Regions from separate parts of the Homo sapiens genome. Here region 1 is linked to region 2. A link is an interaction called in ENCODE POLR2A ChIA-PET data of the cell type or tissue named here. Cell type or tissue: OCI-LY7. All regions are shown on one strand. Links, peaks and the distances in the headings refer to the core of each region. The heading gives the core; the rest is flanking DNA.

Region 1 (8,100 bases), core at 2,136-7,135, 280 kb before region 2:
TTGGCTCCACTATTTTATATAATCCTTTGAAAATCTTAAGTAACATACATTTTCAAATATGGGGGATATGGACTGCAATCTAGAACTGTTTTCTTGTAGGAAAATGGAGATAAGATGTAAAATCACTAAGTTAGAGACTCTCATGACTCACAGAATCTTTCTGAGTTCTATTTAAATCATTTGAAACTGAAATTAATGATTCATATATGTGATAGCTCTTGCAGAAGTAAGAAAGAATCATGATTCATCTAATATTAGCGTATGTGCTTTGTTCTTATAGCACAAGGTGGAGAAATGCATGTTTAACGCTTTTAGATGTGTGTTCTTGCACATGTTCTTTTCTCAATTTTGTATCCCAAATGGTAAATAGGGCTAATTAAATTAACTTTCTCATTGCATTACTGTGAAAATATTCATATAAAATACCTGAAACTGAGAAGTAATTTGTGATCCCTCTGATTGAAAATGGTGGCTTTGGTGCACATTCAACTAATGACTAAAGGATATTGTGTATAGATTTTTACCTGTTCTCATCTACATCATCTGTGTGAAAAAATTTTAAACAGTAAATAATTTCCTTAACATAATTTGGTATAAAGTAACATTTTTTGTAAAGTGAATCATACTTTGCTAGTTATTTAAATTACATTTTCAGAAATGGGTCTCCACTAAGGTTTTGTTCTCAACACATCATTTTTAAAAACATTTTCCTAATTAAAACAAATCTAACTTTTCATAGAGAAATATAATTTGCTAATAATCGTATTTTACCATTTATTTAAATTGCATTTTCAGAAATAGGTCTCCACTAAGATTTTGTTCTCAACATATTATTTAAGAAAACATAATCCCAATGAAAACAAATCAAACTTTTCATAGAGAAATATAATTTACTAAAAATTATGCTTGAAACAAAGAAGTTTATAAAAAAATAGTATGCCAAAAAAAATTCCAAATAAATAAATTGCATTATATAAAACACCAAATTGATAATAGTTCATTTGGGTTTCTGTAACAAGATACCTTAGACTGAGTAGTTTATGAAAAAAAATTTATTGGCCGGGTGCAGTGGCTTACACCTGTAACCTCAGTACTTCAGGAGGCTGAGGCAGGATGGTTCTCTCTTGGGGTGTCCTCATGTGGCAGTGAGGGCAAGGCAGCTCCTTTTGACTTCTTTTCATTAGGGCACTAAACTTATTCATTAGGGCTCTTCTCAAAACGCATCACCTCTTACTACTATCATATTTGGTATTAGGTTCTAACATATGAATTTTGGAGGAACACCAACATTCAGACCATAGCAACAGTATTATTCAGTGTCTAAAATGTGGAAAGGGAGAAGTTTCATCTCATTGCATAATGCTTATAGAGGAAACAAAAAAAGGAAGAAAATAAAAAGGAAATGGAGAAATAAAAGCTTTCACATTCAATTGAACAATTCTTCTCTACATAAAGCCGCCATGATTATGTTTTTAAACTATATTTTGGACAATTTCCAGACATCCTTAGTTGAGGTGCAGAACTATATGCAGTTTAAACACATTTAATAATTGCATGTATATAATATGTGCCCTATCTCTTTAAGAACTTGCTTTTTCTTTCATCTTTCATCAGCACACTACTGGGAATGAGGGTGGGAGGTGGGGGTAAAGACAAGTACATTAAAAATCCAGCACAAAAGTAGAGAGGACAGCAGAGTCAAAGTTTATATTCATAATTATTTCCTTAGATGGAAGCATTTTATGCTATATATTAACCCAATTTGCAAGTCAGGTCACCTGTGTCATTTATGTTTTGCACACAAAGAGATTTCCATGTGCTACAGAGCAAATACTAATAATGAAATCAGAGTGCCCTAATAATAACTTTCAAAGCAGGGACCAGCTATTGTTTTTAGCTCTGACAATTGTGATTCCCTAGGTTAGGCCAGCAACTGTAGTAGGGCAGCAGTAGGTACCACAAGGGGTAGAACTGTGACTGTTTTATTTACCCTTTTACTTCTGGTACTAGTAAGTATTTCTTGACCTACCGAAGGAGTTAGAGTTGTCCTTTCTTCATTTCTGCTATTTTCTCTGCCTTTTTTTCTCATGATAATTAGTTACCTTAATTCTCACTCCCTTCTCTTTCTTTGTACTATTGTTAATTTTTTTATTAATTTAATTTATTAAATTTCTCCTCTCACATCAATCCATATATAACCACCTTTTTCTCACCCTCTCATCATAAAGGAATCTAAGAGAGCATAGCCATAGAAAAATGAATCACAAACCTAACCAAACTAGCAACAAAAACAATAAATGTTGCATTTTTTTCATGAGGATAGGGACTAGATACTCAAAAGGATAGATATTATGTTCTTTTCATTGGTAGTGGGCTGGCGTATTCCACATGCACACGGAGTTTGAGAAGTTTTTGATGTTGACTATTTTTTTCCATAAGTTATTGGGATTCAGGAGGTATTTGGTTACATGAGTAAGTTCTTTAGTGGTGATTTGTGAGATTTTGATGCACCTATCATCTGAGCAGTGTACACTGCACCATATTTGTAGTCTTTTATCCCTCACCCTCCTCCCATTCTTCCCCCCAAGTCCCCAAAGTCCATTGTATCATTCTTATGCCTTTGCGTCCTTATAGCTTAGCTCCCACATATCAGTGAGAACACGCGATGTTTGGTTTTACATTCCTGAGTTACTTCACTTAGAATAATAGTCTCCAATCTCATCCAGGTCACTGCAGATGCTGTTAATTCATTCCTTTTTATGGCTGTGTAGTATTTCATCATATACCACAGTTTCTTTATCCACTTGTTGATTGATGGGGATTTGGGTTGGTTTCATGATTTTGCAATTGTGAATTGTGCTGCTATAAACATGCGTGTGCAAGTGTCTTCTTTGAATAATGACTTCTTTTCCTCTGGGTAGATACCCAGTAGTGGGATTGCTGGATCAAATGATAGTTCTACTTTTAGTTCTTTAAGGAGTCTCCACACTGTTTTCCATAGCAGCTGTACTAGTTTACATTCCCTCCAGCAGTGTAGAAGTGTTCCCTGATCACCACATCAGGAAACTTTGGTCACATTTTTGGAAATGTGAAATGCTCTGGAAAGTCTCAGCAATAGCATTGAACAAGTAGAAGAAAGAAATTCAGAACTCAAAGACAAGGTCTTCGAATTATCCCAATCCAAGAAAGACAAAGAAAAAAGAATAAGAAAATATGAACAAAGCCTCTGAGAAGTCTGGGTTTATGTTAAACAACCAAATCTAAGAATAATCAATGTTCCTGAGGAAGAAGAGAATTCTAAAAGCTTAGAAAACATATTTGGGGGGTAATCGAGGAAAACTTCCCCAGCCTTGCTAGACACCTAGACATCCAAATACAAGAAGCACAAAGAACATCCAGGAAATTAATCGCAAAAATATCTTTGCCTAGGCACATTGTCATTAGGTTATCCAAAGTTAAGACAAAGGAAAGAATTTTAAGAGCTATGAGACAGAAGCACCAAGTAACCTTTACAGGAAAACCTATCAGATTAACAGCAGATTTCTCAGCAAAAACCCTACAAGCTAGAAGGGATTGGGGCCCTATCTTCAGCCTCCTCAAACAAAACAATTATCAGCCAAGAATTTTGTATCCAGCGAAACTAAGCATCATATATGAAGGAAAGATGAGGTATTTTTCAGACAAGCAAATGCTGAGATAATTTGCCATTAACAAGCCACCACTACAAGAACTGCTAAAAGGAGCTCTAAATCTTAAAACAAATCCTGGAAATACATCAAAACAGAACCTCTTTAAAGTATAAATCACTCAGGACCTATAAATCAAAAATACAAGTTAAAAAGCAAGAACAAAAAATAAAAATAAACCCAAAGCACACAGCCAATAAAGAGCATGATGAATGCAATGGTACCTCACATTTCAATACTAACATTGAATGTAAATGGCCTAAATGCTCCACTTAAAAGATACAGAACTGCAGAATGGATAAGAACTCACCAAACAACCATCTGCACCCTTCAGGAGACTCACCTAACACATAAGGACTCAAAAAAATTTAAGTAAAGGGTTGGAAAAAGACATTTCATGCGAAAGGACACCAAAAGCAAGCAGGGGTAGCTATTCTTATATCAGACAAAATAAACTTTAAAGCAACAGCAGTTAAAAGAGACAAAGATGGACATTATATAATGGTAAAAGGCCTTGTCCAACAGGAAAATATCACAGTCCTAAACATATATGCACCTAACACTGGAGCTCCCAAATTTATAAAACAATTGCTGATAGACCTAAGAAACGATGTTGATAATTATGATAGTTCAGGGGAGTAGGAAATTGAAATAATCAGAGAAGGAAATGAGGTCTGATCTACATCTGCCCGAATTGTATCTGCCAGAATTGTATCTGCACCAAACCAATTAGTTTTACCCACATCTATGAGATTTGAATGTAAATCACTAGATATGCAACATTTGGTTATCCTCACAACTTCAAGAAGGCTACACTAAAATCATCTCAAGGCAGTATTCGGCCCTGTGCTTAAAGATCCCCAGAGAAGGAACATTTCCAACTGCCAGGTACCAGGAAGTTTTTCCTAAGCCTAACTATAATTCTCTCTTCTGTAATATAAGCCCAGATACTACCCAGCTGACTAAAACAGCTGCTTATCTTCATCTGGAGAATATTTATTTGCCAATTTGAAGAATTGTTTTTGTAGTTTCCCTCCACTTCAGCATTCCCTGGGCCAAGTGATCTTAGTTGCCTTAGCTTTGCCTATTTTGTGACCTTTTTGACAGGTTCATGCCTGCCATTCCCAAGTACACTGTATTTCACTTAATACCTAAGAATAAACGAGGTAGAATTTGGGAAGTGCTGAGTCAAGTGTCTGGGTAACCTCCTGGTTTCTCTTTGCTGCAGTTCTTTATTCATCTTGTGTTACCAAGCTTCATTTTTCCACAGTAGCATTATTTTGCTACTTCCTCATAAGTTTAGGATCCATTCTTATATTTAGAGCTTTCCCGTCAAACTTAAGCCATGTTTTCCTCATCTTCTAACTTAAAATTATGTCTCCTGGATACATTACTATTCTATTGTCACTTGGCCTATGACTTAGGGGTTTAGACCTCATTTTAAACTTCTACCTATTTGACGTTAGGAAAATCCCATAGTACTTTTTCAGCAGAATAAAATGTCTGGGGGAAAGAAAAACACCTTAGAGGTGGTAATATCTGAATTGTAGAGAAGTTTACAGAACTCTTTCATTATCCAGATGATGAAACAGGCTTAGAATGATTAAACAATTTGTCCCAGGTCACAAAGATTCTTGGGAACAGAGGCAGGATTGAAACCAAGATCAATTGATTCTCAGTTGCATGCACTTTCTACAATACACTGAAGCCTTTCAACCATACCTCATGTATAATAACAAAGTTAACAAGCTAGGATTGCCGATGAGAATGATATGAAAATTAGAAGTTTAAAGGAATTTAACAGAAAACTGCTTTTGTTGTAAATTCCACAATCTTATCAGTAAATAGTATGGATTATAGAACTAGACTTCCATTTTTTTTGTCCTTTTTTGTTTTCTGTAGGCAAGGCCTTGCTCTGTTGCCGAGGCTGGAGTTCATTGGTGTGATCATAGCTCACTGTAACCTTGAACTCCTTGGCGTAAGTGATTTTACTGCCTCAGCCTTCCAAATAACTGGGTCTTATAGCCATGCACCACCACACACAACTAATTTTTTTTTTATGTTTTATTTTGTAGAGACAGGGTCTCCCTATATTGCCCAGGATGGTCTCAAACTCCTGAGCTCAAGTGATCCTCCTGCATCGGCCTTGCAAAGCACCTGGATTACAGGTGAAGCCCCCAGGCACAGCCCATCCTGTATTAAACTAGACAAATTTATGTATTTTAGTTAGCCAGGAAAAAAAAAAGCTACAAGAATCCTTTAATTAATTAAAATGGGTCCTTCCCACTAAATTGTCTTTTATTTTAAAGCTTATTATATAAATCTTCAAGTGTGTGCAAATATAGAAATTACAGAATATTGAATCTAGATTCAGCAATTGTCAACATATAGTCAACCTTGTTTTATCTATAATCCCAATGTGACCCAAAATTATTTGATGGAAATTTCAGGCATCATATTATTTCATCTGTAAATATTTCAGTGTATATTTCTCCAAGATAAAGGTACTTGTTTTAAACCATAACAAAAGTTATCACAGGCACAAATATTAACAATAATTTCTATTTACCATGTACACCATCACAAAATTAATATCATCAAATAGCCAGCCAATGTTCATATTTCTTTGATCTTCATATGTGCACATGTATATATAAGTTTGTATGTTTGATCAAGATCAAAATAAGGTTTTGTAATAGAAATGCAATTGCAATATAAGTAATTAACTGATATGTCTCTTAAATCTCTTTTATTCTACAGGTTTTTTTTCTCATTTTTCCCCTTGTAATCTTTTGTTGAAGAAACCAGGGATTATTTTTGCCCTGTATGGTTTCTGTGGTCTGCATTTGGCTGAAAACGTCCCCATGATGTCACTTAACATTCATCTGAGTCTTGTATTTCCTATAAATTGATGGTTATGTCCAGAGGCTTGATCAGATTCACTGGGGGCCGTGAGAGACTACTTTATAGTATTGTATTATTCTATCAGGAGATAAGCTGTTATTAACTATTGCTGAGGTCTGTTAATTCATTAGGAATTGCAAAAAATATATTTTACTTTATTCGCTAGAATGTTTCTAAAGAACATTCCACTTGTTAACTAATTGCCCACTTGTCAGTACTTTTGTCAATATCTCATTCGTAACTGCTTGTCTATAGCTTGTACTTTTAGAGATTACTCAGTAACGGTGCAGGAACTCAGGAACATTCTATAAGATAGAATTTTCTAGAACATTCTATAAAATAGAATGTCATCTTTTTACTTAAATATCATTTGGGCTAGATATAAAGTCTCTGGCTTACACTACATTGTCTTCTGCATAAAATGTTGCTGTCAAAAAGTTTGATAATAATCTGAGTTTCTTTTCATTATAAATGACTTGGTCTTTTTGCCTGGAAACCCCAACGATTTATTAGTATTATAAAAAAGAAACTTTTAGCTGTAAAACTATTAAAGTCTCCTAGTTTTGTTAGAGTATGTCTCAGCAATGGCTGTTATTGGTTTTTTTTTCCAGAGACATGATACACTCTTTCAATGTGTAATATCGATCATATTTCTTTTAAAAAACAAGTTTAGTATTTGTTCTGTTTCATTGCTCTGATTTTCTTCTTCTGGAACTCCCATATGTGTCTCTCTGGCATACTTTCATCATCTGTAGAGAAGTTATTCTGCCCTTTCTATTTTGTCTTATAATGCCTTTGTATGGACAGTTTTATTCTGCTGCTCAGTTGGTTTCAGTGAGTAAGTGTTTCTGTACTGTGAGAAGGGAGGTGCGGGCAAGAATAAATTTTTTTGATTCAGAACTCTAGAGCTCCCTCTTTTGAAAGGCATGATAAAAAAATCCTCATTCTTTGAAATGTGCTTTCCCTGCTCCTACCCCATTTTTAACTAGACCCTCTCTTTTCTGTATCTTATTGCTCCAGTCCTATTCAATTTGGATTCTCTTCCCAGGAGTTTCTCCATAGTGTGGAATAGGATCCTGTCTTGTTAGGGGGCTTTGGTTAAATGCTTTTAAGAATTTGTCTGGCCCAGATTGATCTAGCACCATAAGACCTTAATGAGTCACAGACACTGTGCACTACCCATAGTTGGATTAGGCAAAACACCCTCCCAATTCAGCAGCCATGTATGATTTATGCACATACATTCTGTCACCTCATTTTGCTTTAGATGTTGTCTGCGGGCCTTTGATTTTGCTATCTTAGTTGTTCTATTTTTGTAGAATGTAAGTACATCTATACTGTATCTGCCCAGAATTTTGCCCCACATTATCTTTTAAAAATAAGCAAATCAACAACAAAAAGATGATATAAGACATCATTTTGTGTGGTATTTCCAAGTCCTTAGCCATAAAACTTTTAACCTACAGTAGAACTGCAAGAGAATTGCTCATGATAATTCTAACACTTGGGC
Region 2 (8,100 bases), core at 1,087-6,086:
CCCTGGCTCTGAGTGTTTAGAGACCTTAGAAATTGCCTAAACATGTCACCCTCAGTGATCATCTGAGGCATCACTTCTTTGAGAAGGCATCCGTGACCTTCCCCACAGCAAGGCTTTCTATGTCAGCACTATCACACTGCATTGCAATTGACTGTGCACTTTTCAGTTGCCCCAAGTGGACTGTGAGCTCCTTTTCATCTGAGATCTTGTCTATCTTTCTCACAGCTGTGTCCTAGAACCTGGCACAGTGCCTGGCATATGGAGGGGCTCAACAGATGTGCATTGGATGGATGAAAAAATAAAAGAATGATCAGTGAGTGAATCAGTGAAGGAACCAATGAGCAAATATCATTGCTACTAGCCTCTCTGCTTCCCACTTTGAGTGAATAGCTGAATGCATGCGGACCTGTGTTCAACGCGGCAAATGCAGACAAGAAGAGAAGATAAAACATAAGAACCTGTGAATATTGGGGTAATTGAGCTGACCTCATTTTCAAATAGTTTTTAATATTGCGGAGAGTTTTGGGAGGTAAGGGTGTAGCTTTATTGAGATATAATTCACATACCATACAGTTCACCCATTAAAATTGTAAAAAACAATGGTTTTTAGTATATTCACAGAATAATAAAATCATCACCCCAATCAATTTTAGAACAGTTTTATTACCACAAAAAGAGTCCCCCTACTGCCACATTCATTAGCTATCACTCCCCACCCAATCTACCCGTCCTCCTCAGCCCTAAACAACCACTAATCTTCAGCCTCTATTGATTTACCTATTCTGGATCTTTCATTTAAATGGAATAATCTGATATATGTTCTTTTGTATCTGGCTTCCTCCACTTAGCATAATATTTTCAAGGCTCACCCATGTTGTAGCATGTATCACTACTTCATTCCTTTTTATGGCTGAATAATATTCCATCGTATGGACATATCATCTTTTGTTTTATCTATTCATCAGTTGATGGACATTTGGGTTTTTTTACCTTTGGACTATTATGAATAATGCTGCTATAAACATTCATATATAAGTTTTTATATGGGCACAGTATTTTCATTTCTCTTGTGTATATAGCTAGGATGAAATTTCTGGTTCATATAGTAACTCCGTTTAACTTTTTGAGGAACTGCAAGGATGTTTTCCAAAGTGACTGCACCATTTCACATTCCCACCTTCAGTGTATGACTCCAGTTTCTCCACATCCTCACCAATGCTTACCCTTCTGGCTCTTTGATTATAGCCATCCTAGTGGGTATGGAATGGTACTGTGGTTTTAGTTTGCATTTCCCTGATGACTAATGACATTGAATATTTTTATATGCTTTTTGGTCATTTGTATATTTAATATTATTCAAAATCTTTTTTTCAGTTTAGAAAAATGTTTATAATGAGGAATAGTTTCTAATAAATAGGATGTACATAGGAGATCATTCTGAGCTTGTAGTGATAACCACCAAAGGTAAAAAGTACAAATAAGATGGCTTAATGACCTATACTGGACAAAAGAGATAGCAAGCTTCATTCCTGACTCTGGGCAAGTTTCCTAGCTTCTCCAAGCCCTGGTTTCAACATCTGTAAAATGGAATACTAACAATATCTATATGATAGGTCTGGTGTGATAGTTAAATAAAATTTACATGTAAAACACATAGCATAGTCCCTAGCAAACAGTAAGAACTCAATAAATCTTTGGTGTATGAAACTATGGTAATTAAAATTAATCATTTTTTTTAGCTACAGGACTTATGGGAGGCTTTATTATGCAAATTTGCATTATGATTCTCAAAGAAGAAAGAATTTGTTTCCTAAATTTAATTGATCATGGAATCCTTGTTTCATAGGTCGTCTGGCAGAGCAAGTTGTCTAGGAACATGCCCTGGGAAATGCTAATCTACCTCTTCTCTCTTTAACCGACCAGGAAACTGAGACCATGAAAAGAACTACCCAAGATATTTAGTCACTTGATAACAAATCCAAGGAGAGAACCCAAGTTCTCCTCTTCCCCTATTCTTCAATGAAATGCATGAACCCATCACCTTGAGAGTGGGACAAGAAGAAGCCTTGTGTCCACCTGCCCCATACTCCATCTGTTTGGTCCACAAGCTCGGTCCCCACCCTATCAGGCCCATCCTCATATTGTCATGGGCTGGAGCAAGAGTACAAATGGAGGCCCACGTGACATACGTCTAAATGTGTAACAGATGTAAGTCAAGTTGACAAACTGCTGAGGAATATATGTTTCATCCTCCTGCCTTGGCAAGTGAACCTTCATAATGACCTGAAAGGCCAAGTTGAAATTCAGAACCCCTCAGAGTTCCTCAGTGAGCGTGACCCATGAGAGAGGGGATCCTGGAGCCTGAGGCTGCATCCCACTTCCCGCCACCCCTGGCTCTGTCCCACACTGCAAGCACCTTGTTAACATGCAGATAGACCCCTCTGGCCACATGTCCAAACTTCATCCACAGGCTGTTGTGACAGCAACCTCCCAAACCCCTTCAGAACTAGGGAGTGTGCAGGCTGTCAGCAGGATGGACTCTCAGGAAGTCAGACCCAGGAAGAGACCTGGGAGTGAAGTTGGGTTCAGGGCTGTTTGGGCAGGAATATGGGGTCCCAGGCACCTGAAGTCTAGAGGGGCATGGGCTCTGAGTGGATGTTGTCCCTCAGTCCTGCAGACTGAATGCCCTGCAGGAAGAGGTATAGCACGAAGGGGGCCAGAGCACAGCTCTACCGGAGCTGCCCATGTTCAAGGGCAGTGCTGTTCACTCTGCCCATCTGAACGCCACAAGGATTGTTTCAGGGAAGATGCCTGAAAAGAAACATCTGTGAAAATCAGATTGCAAATCCCTTTCCTGAACCATGAGCTTTTTAACTGAAACAGCCCTGCAGCCCCACTGCAGGAGGGTCAGCCCAGAGATTCATGAGCAGCTGCACTGGGATGGCTTCATGTGACACACTGAGGCATCAAGAAGGGCATGCCAAGGTGACCTGGGGAGCCTTCTTTCAGGCCTCCACTACCCCCATTTGGTAAATTCGGGAAGATTAGTAAAAATTGAAAGGAGACTCAAGGCTCACATTATCTCTGGATGGTTTGCTACATGTAAATAATCAGAACTTGATGGTAGAAAGCAGATTGTCCATTATCATTAGTATGATTTCAGCCTGCTTTATGGCTCCTCAGTGAGTTGAAAACATATTTTTAGATTTAATATCAAAACCTGTCAGAATTTCTTTTGTTAAAGCTAACAGAATGATACAGGTCAGATAAATTATTATAAGAAATTTCATTAAGGAAGTGCCATATGTGGCACTATAAAAAAGACAGAGCAGCACATATGGCTAGGAAGAAGGGATGGCACTGTGTCCCCTGCACGTGCATGACACCGTCACGCCCTTCAGCCCCTGTCACTGTGGCCATACTTGAATGGGAAACCCCTCCTCCATCTCCATCCCTGCCTTATGCTGTCCTCTCTCCCCCAAAACCTGTGTTCTGCTGGTGCCCCAACCCCGGAAACCTGACAACCAATTTAATTTTTGTCTGCAGAGGACTTGGATAACAGGACTTCTGATATCCCAGGGAATGGAAACTTTCAAACAGGAGACAAAGAAAATGGATAGACAATTAAACGCAGGGCCCCAAGTCAGATTGAATGCTCTCTCTCTCTCTCCTGCTTGGTATCAGGGGTTAAGAACACCAGTTCTGGTATCAGACTAGCTAGGTTTAGGTCTTGATAAATCAAATCTCACCTTGAATTGTAATCTTCATAATCCCCATAATCCCCACGTGTCAAAGAAGAGGCCAGGTGGAGGTAATTGAATCATCGGGGCGGTTTCCCCCATGCTGTTCTCGTGATAGAGTTCTCACGAGATCTGATGGCCTTACAAGGAGCTCTTTCCCCCTTCACTCGGCACATTTCCTTCCTGCCAGAAGGTGCCTTGCTTCTCCTTCACCTTCCACTATGATTGTAAGTTTCCTGAGGCCTCCCCAGCCATGCTGAACTGTGAGTCAATTAAACCTCTTTCCTTTATAAATTACCCCCATCTCAGGCAGTTCATTATAGCAGTATGAAAATGGACTAATACAGGTCTCTACAACTCCTTCATGTGACAGTGTGCAGGCTGCTTCATCTCAGTAAGTCTCACTTTTCTCATCTGTAGTATGGGGATAATAATATCCATTTCTTCAGGTGCCCGCTGGGAAAACTAAATGAGAAAATGCGTGTTAAAGCACTTAGCATGATGCCTGGCAAAGAGTAAAAGTTCAATCCATATTTATAATTGTCTTCATTTGTATGTCATTTACAGACAATAGCTTTGGTGGAAAAACATACAATTTAAGTTAGGAAATCTGTATCTACCACTGGCTGTAAGACTTTGGCTAGTCGGTTCACCTCTCTAGACCTTCATTTCCTCATCAACAAATTGGGGATAATCCTACCCATCTGGCAGAGTTGTTTCAAGATTCAGGGAGCTACTGAATGGGGAAAGTGCTTGCAAACTATAATGTGATACGCAAGCATAATTTAATGTAATCATCTCCAAGCTATCCCCGAGCCTCTGAAAATGCTGGACAGTTGCCATTTATATGACTTTCTTCCAAATATGGACTGTCCAGGCAGTCGAGTAATAACTAAAAGCATCCTAAGAGTCTAATGATACAAAGCATCAAAACAAGTCAGAAATGTAGAAGCCCCGACTCAAAAGGGTCTGAGATGTACAGCAGAGGCGTGTTCACAAAGGAGCTGCCTCGCTGATTGCACTTAATAGCTTAGCATCCTTCAAATAGGTTATATATATATATTTAAAGCCCAGAAATTGATATTCAGCAGCACAGCTTCCTTTCAGGCCTAGAGTCTATAATAGTTTTGTCCCTTGAAATCATAGCTCAAGAGATAAACCAGTCTGGGCCTCTGAGATGCACAATGGCAGCCATGCTTGGCTAGCCAGATGCGTTCGAGTTTTGCTGATGGAGGATCTGACCACTTGGCTCGGATCATGGAATTTTTCAACCTTCTGGTCCCAGCTCTTGGCTAACTATTATGCCCTCGGAAGGCCCTTCCAGCCTGGTCCTTCTCCAAGGGTAAGTGAGCTGATTACTTACATACAACTCCTCTCTTGGACTCTGAGGCTTGGAGGGTGTTGAGCATTTTATCTTGAATCTCTTACTTTATGAAATCCTCTAGGATATATAAAACAGGAAAATGGAAAGGGAGAATGAGTGTTGAAGAAAAATGAAAGAAAGGAGGAGAAAACAAATGTTCTCCCTGACTCTGCTTCACCTCTTCAGGTGAAGGAGGAGGAAGGGTGCTGTCAAAGTTGCACCAGAGCCAGTTCTGAGAGGGAAGCACTTTGGGGAAGTAGCAGCCTGCACAGCTCAGGGGAGCTGCTGACTCCTGGAGGAGGTGGCCCCTGCCAACGCAGACCCAGCCTTAGCTGGACACAGAAAGGGCAGGATCTTTGGCTCCTGTGGTATCAGAAAGAGGTGACAGACACATGCCTGGAGCAGATTAACCTCAGGCAAAATGGAGAGAGAGGCAGAGCTGAAGTGGGATTACAGACCTCCTCTGCTCTGGTCTTTACCTCAGTTTCCTCTTAGCTGTGGGAAAAAAAAAAACAACCCTCGTGTGTAATTTGAACATTTCTATTCATTGGGTGGTGACTAAGGCTCAGCAGCCCTGAGCCTCTTCCAGCCTCAATTGCTGTCTCTCCTCAAGTTCTCTTTCCCTCCCCACCTGCCTCGCGATGCACAGGTTCCTTCCTTTCTCCTTTCTTTCCTCAGTCCTCTTGCTGCTGTCTCCACTTTCTCCTGCCTCAGACTCTTTCATTCAAACCCTTCTTTCCTGTTCACCCTCCTTCCTGCTCCCCCTCCTTCCTGTTCCCCTCTCCTTCTTGTTCCCCCTCCTTCCTGTTTTCCCCTCCTTCCTGCTCCCCCGCCTTCCTGCTTCCCTTTCCTTCTTGTTCCCCCTCCTTCTGCTCCCCCTCGTTCCTGCTTCCCCCTCGTTCCTGCTTCCCTCCTCGCTCCTGCTTCCCCCCTCGTTCCTGCTTCCCCCTCGTTCCTGCTTCCCCCCTCCTTCCTGCTTCCCCCATCCTTCCTGCTTCCCCCTCCTTCCCGCTTCCCCCCTCCTTCCCGCTTCCCCCCTCCTTCCTGCTTCCCCCTCCTTCCTCGCTCCTGTCCCCTTCTCTCTCAGTTCCCCTCCTCCTCTGTCCTTTTGCTGTCCTAGTCTACCTTTCCTGTTCTTGTCCTACCGCTTCAAGATGCCCTGGTGGGGACTTTCTGATTTCTCTGTTTCTGGCTTCTAGAACTTTGAAGGTAATTAAAATCATATTCGTATATGTATCTGTCAAAAGTCCCCAATATTGGTGGGGAAAGAATTAGGCAGGGGAAATGGTGATTCATGTTTAAATAAGTAAAATAAGTATAATAAAACCACTTTATAGTAAATTTTCTAAGATTGCAGACTACTTTTTATATTTCTTGTGGTTTCCATAGAGCCTAGCATTGTGCCTAACACATAAAAAATGCTCAATAAGTATTTGTTGAATGAGTGCCTCAACCAATGAATGTATGAATATGGAAACAAAATGTGGTTTATTTCATTTAAGCACATATAGCCACAGTGTCAATTGAGCCAGAAAGCAGGGATGTATGTCTTTAAAGAATCTTGGAAATCCTTGATGGAATGTACCTATTCACTTATAATTAGCATAAGTATTATTAAAATGTTGCCCTCTTCAATGGGCTAACATTTTCCTTGTTTACATTACTAATTTTCTTGGCAAGCCTTCTTTCACAAATACAGGTCAATCCCAGCTACAAGTTCTGTACACAAAGCCGCTGACTCTGCTGGTGTCCCGTGTTGACACTGGATTACTTTACCCATCTCCTCTGCACCTAACTGGTTCATCTGCAGGATTCATCTAACTCATCCTTTCACAAATGTTTCTCTTATGCTTCTTTGTGCTAATCTTTATGCTGAGTACTTCACATATATCATCTCATTTAATTCATACAACCTCTGAGGAAGGCATATTATTATCCTTACTTTTCAGATGAGGAGCCTGAAGCTAAAATTGATCAAGTATCTTCACCAGTTTTCCCAGTTTGCCTACCACAAAAGTAGTTCCTGGCATGCAGGCCTTGTGGTTTTCAAACGAGGACGGTCCCAGGCAAGCTGTCCCAGTTTGACTGGGACCGGGGAATTTCCCAAGACATGGGACTTTCAGTGCTAAAGCTGGGAATGCCCTAATGCACACTGGAAGAGTTGCTCACCCTACTCTAGTCATGTGCCCAGGGCCATTAGAGTCAGGATTCAAAACTATGTCATCTGATTTCAAGGATCTACTTTTAAATAGCCTGCCCTGCCCAGCCGACCACTAGTCCTACATTTCTAGCTGCTTCAGAGACATCCCACAGTTACCTCACACCCCAAATACCACCCTCTAAAACATCTCTCTTCCCTTTAAGCAAACTGTGCTACTCTGTTAAGTAACATCTAAAGGTATCCTTATAATCACTTCCAAATTTCTCAAATCCTTCCCTCCTTTGCTTTTCCCTTTACTAGCACCCTGGTCCAGGTCTTCAGCGCCTGAATTCCCACAACCAAATTGTTTCTCTGCCTCCAAGTGTCCACCCTGCACATCATCCTCAGATTTATTCCTTAAGAGGGTAGACATGAAAGAGAATTCACAGTCCAGCCTTGTATCTGACATGTTAAAAAGCTAAGGCAAAGAGAATTCAATAGCGCCTCCAAAGCTGCATCAGGGCAGAGCCCAGTATAGCACCCACATCATCCTCACCCACAGGCCCGTGTACTTTCCAAAGCACCTACCCTTGCCTCTCCTGTGTTTCCCTTTGGCCACAGAGCAAGTCCAAATTCTGCATCTGAAAACATTTCAGCCTCCTGGTCCTACCTACAATTCTACCAAGTACCCTCTCTGCTCTGCTAAGTTTGTCTGGCCTTTGCAGCTGCAAACCTCTGGACCACCTCTGCATCTTCTCTTCTGTTTTTGCCCACCTACTTTCCCTCCATCACTGAGGAGGTTTTTAGTGAGCACCTATTATGGACAAAGCCTCTCTCTAGTGAAAACACAGAAGAAG

Evidence for each region. Peaks named below come from ENCODE experiments on the same cell type or tissue, not always from the same donor. Only the 100,000 strongest peaks of a DNase experiment are listed, where the experiment ranks them.
Region 1: POLR2A ChIA-PET joins it to region 2 with 5 read pairs; 2 of 35 experiments call an interaction of 5 or more read pairs at or near these places.

What each region holds. Positions count from the first base shown.
Region 1 is chr10:88,401,529-88,409,628 of GRCh38, reverse strand. The region is part of intron 4 of RNLS (renalase, FAD dependent amine oxidase); the gene reads left to right. Among named protein-coding and RNA genes, the nearest start is that of RNLS, 180 kb to the left of the region's middle. In OCI-LY7, for the core only: no CTCF peak of the experiment used is centred there; no DNase peak of the experiment used is centred there.
Region 2 is chr10:88,118,065-88,126,164 of GRCh38, reverse strand. LOC105378416 (a long non-coding RNA gene) reads right to left here and starts at 5,852. Exons shown (of 3, transcript XR_946178.3): 1 at 5,735-5,852; 2 at 5,104-5,181; 3 at 521-4,205. In OCI-LY7, for the core only: no CTCF peak of the experiment used is centred there; DNase peaks (open chromatin) are centred at 3,384 and 5,364; H3K4me3 peaks cover 939 bases; H3K27ac peaks cover 1,912 bases.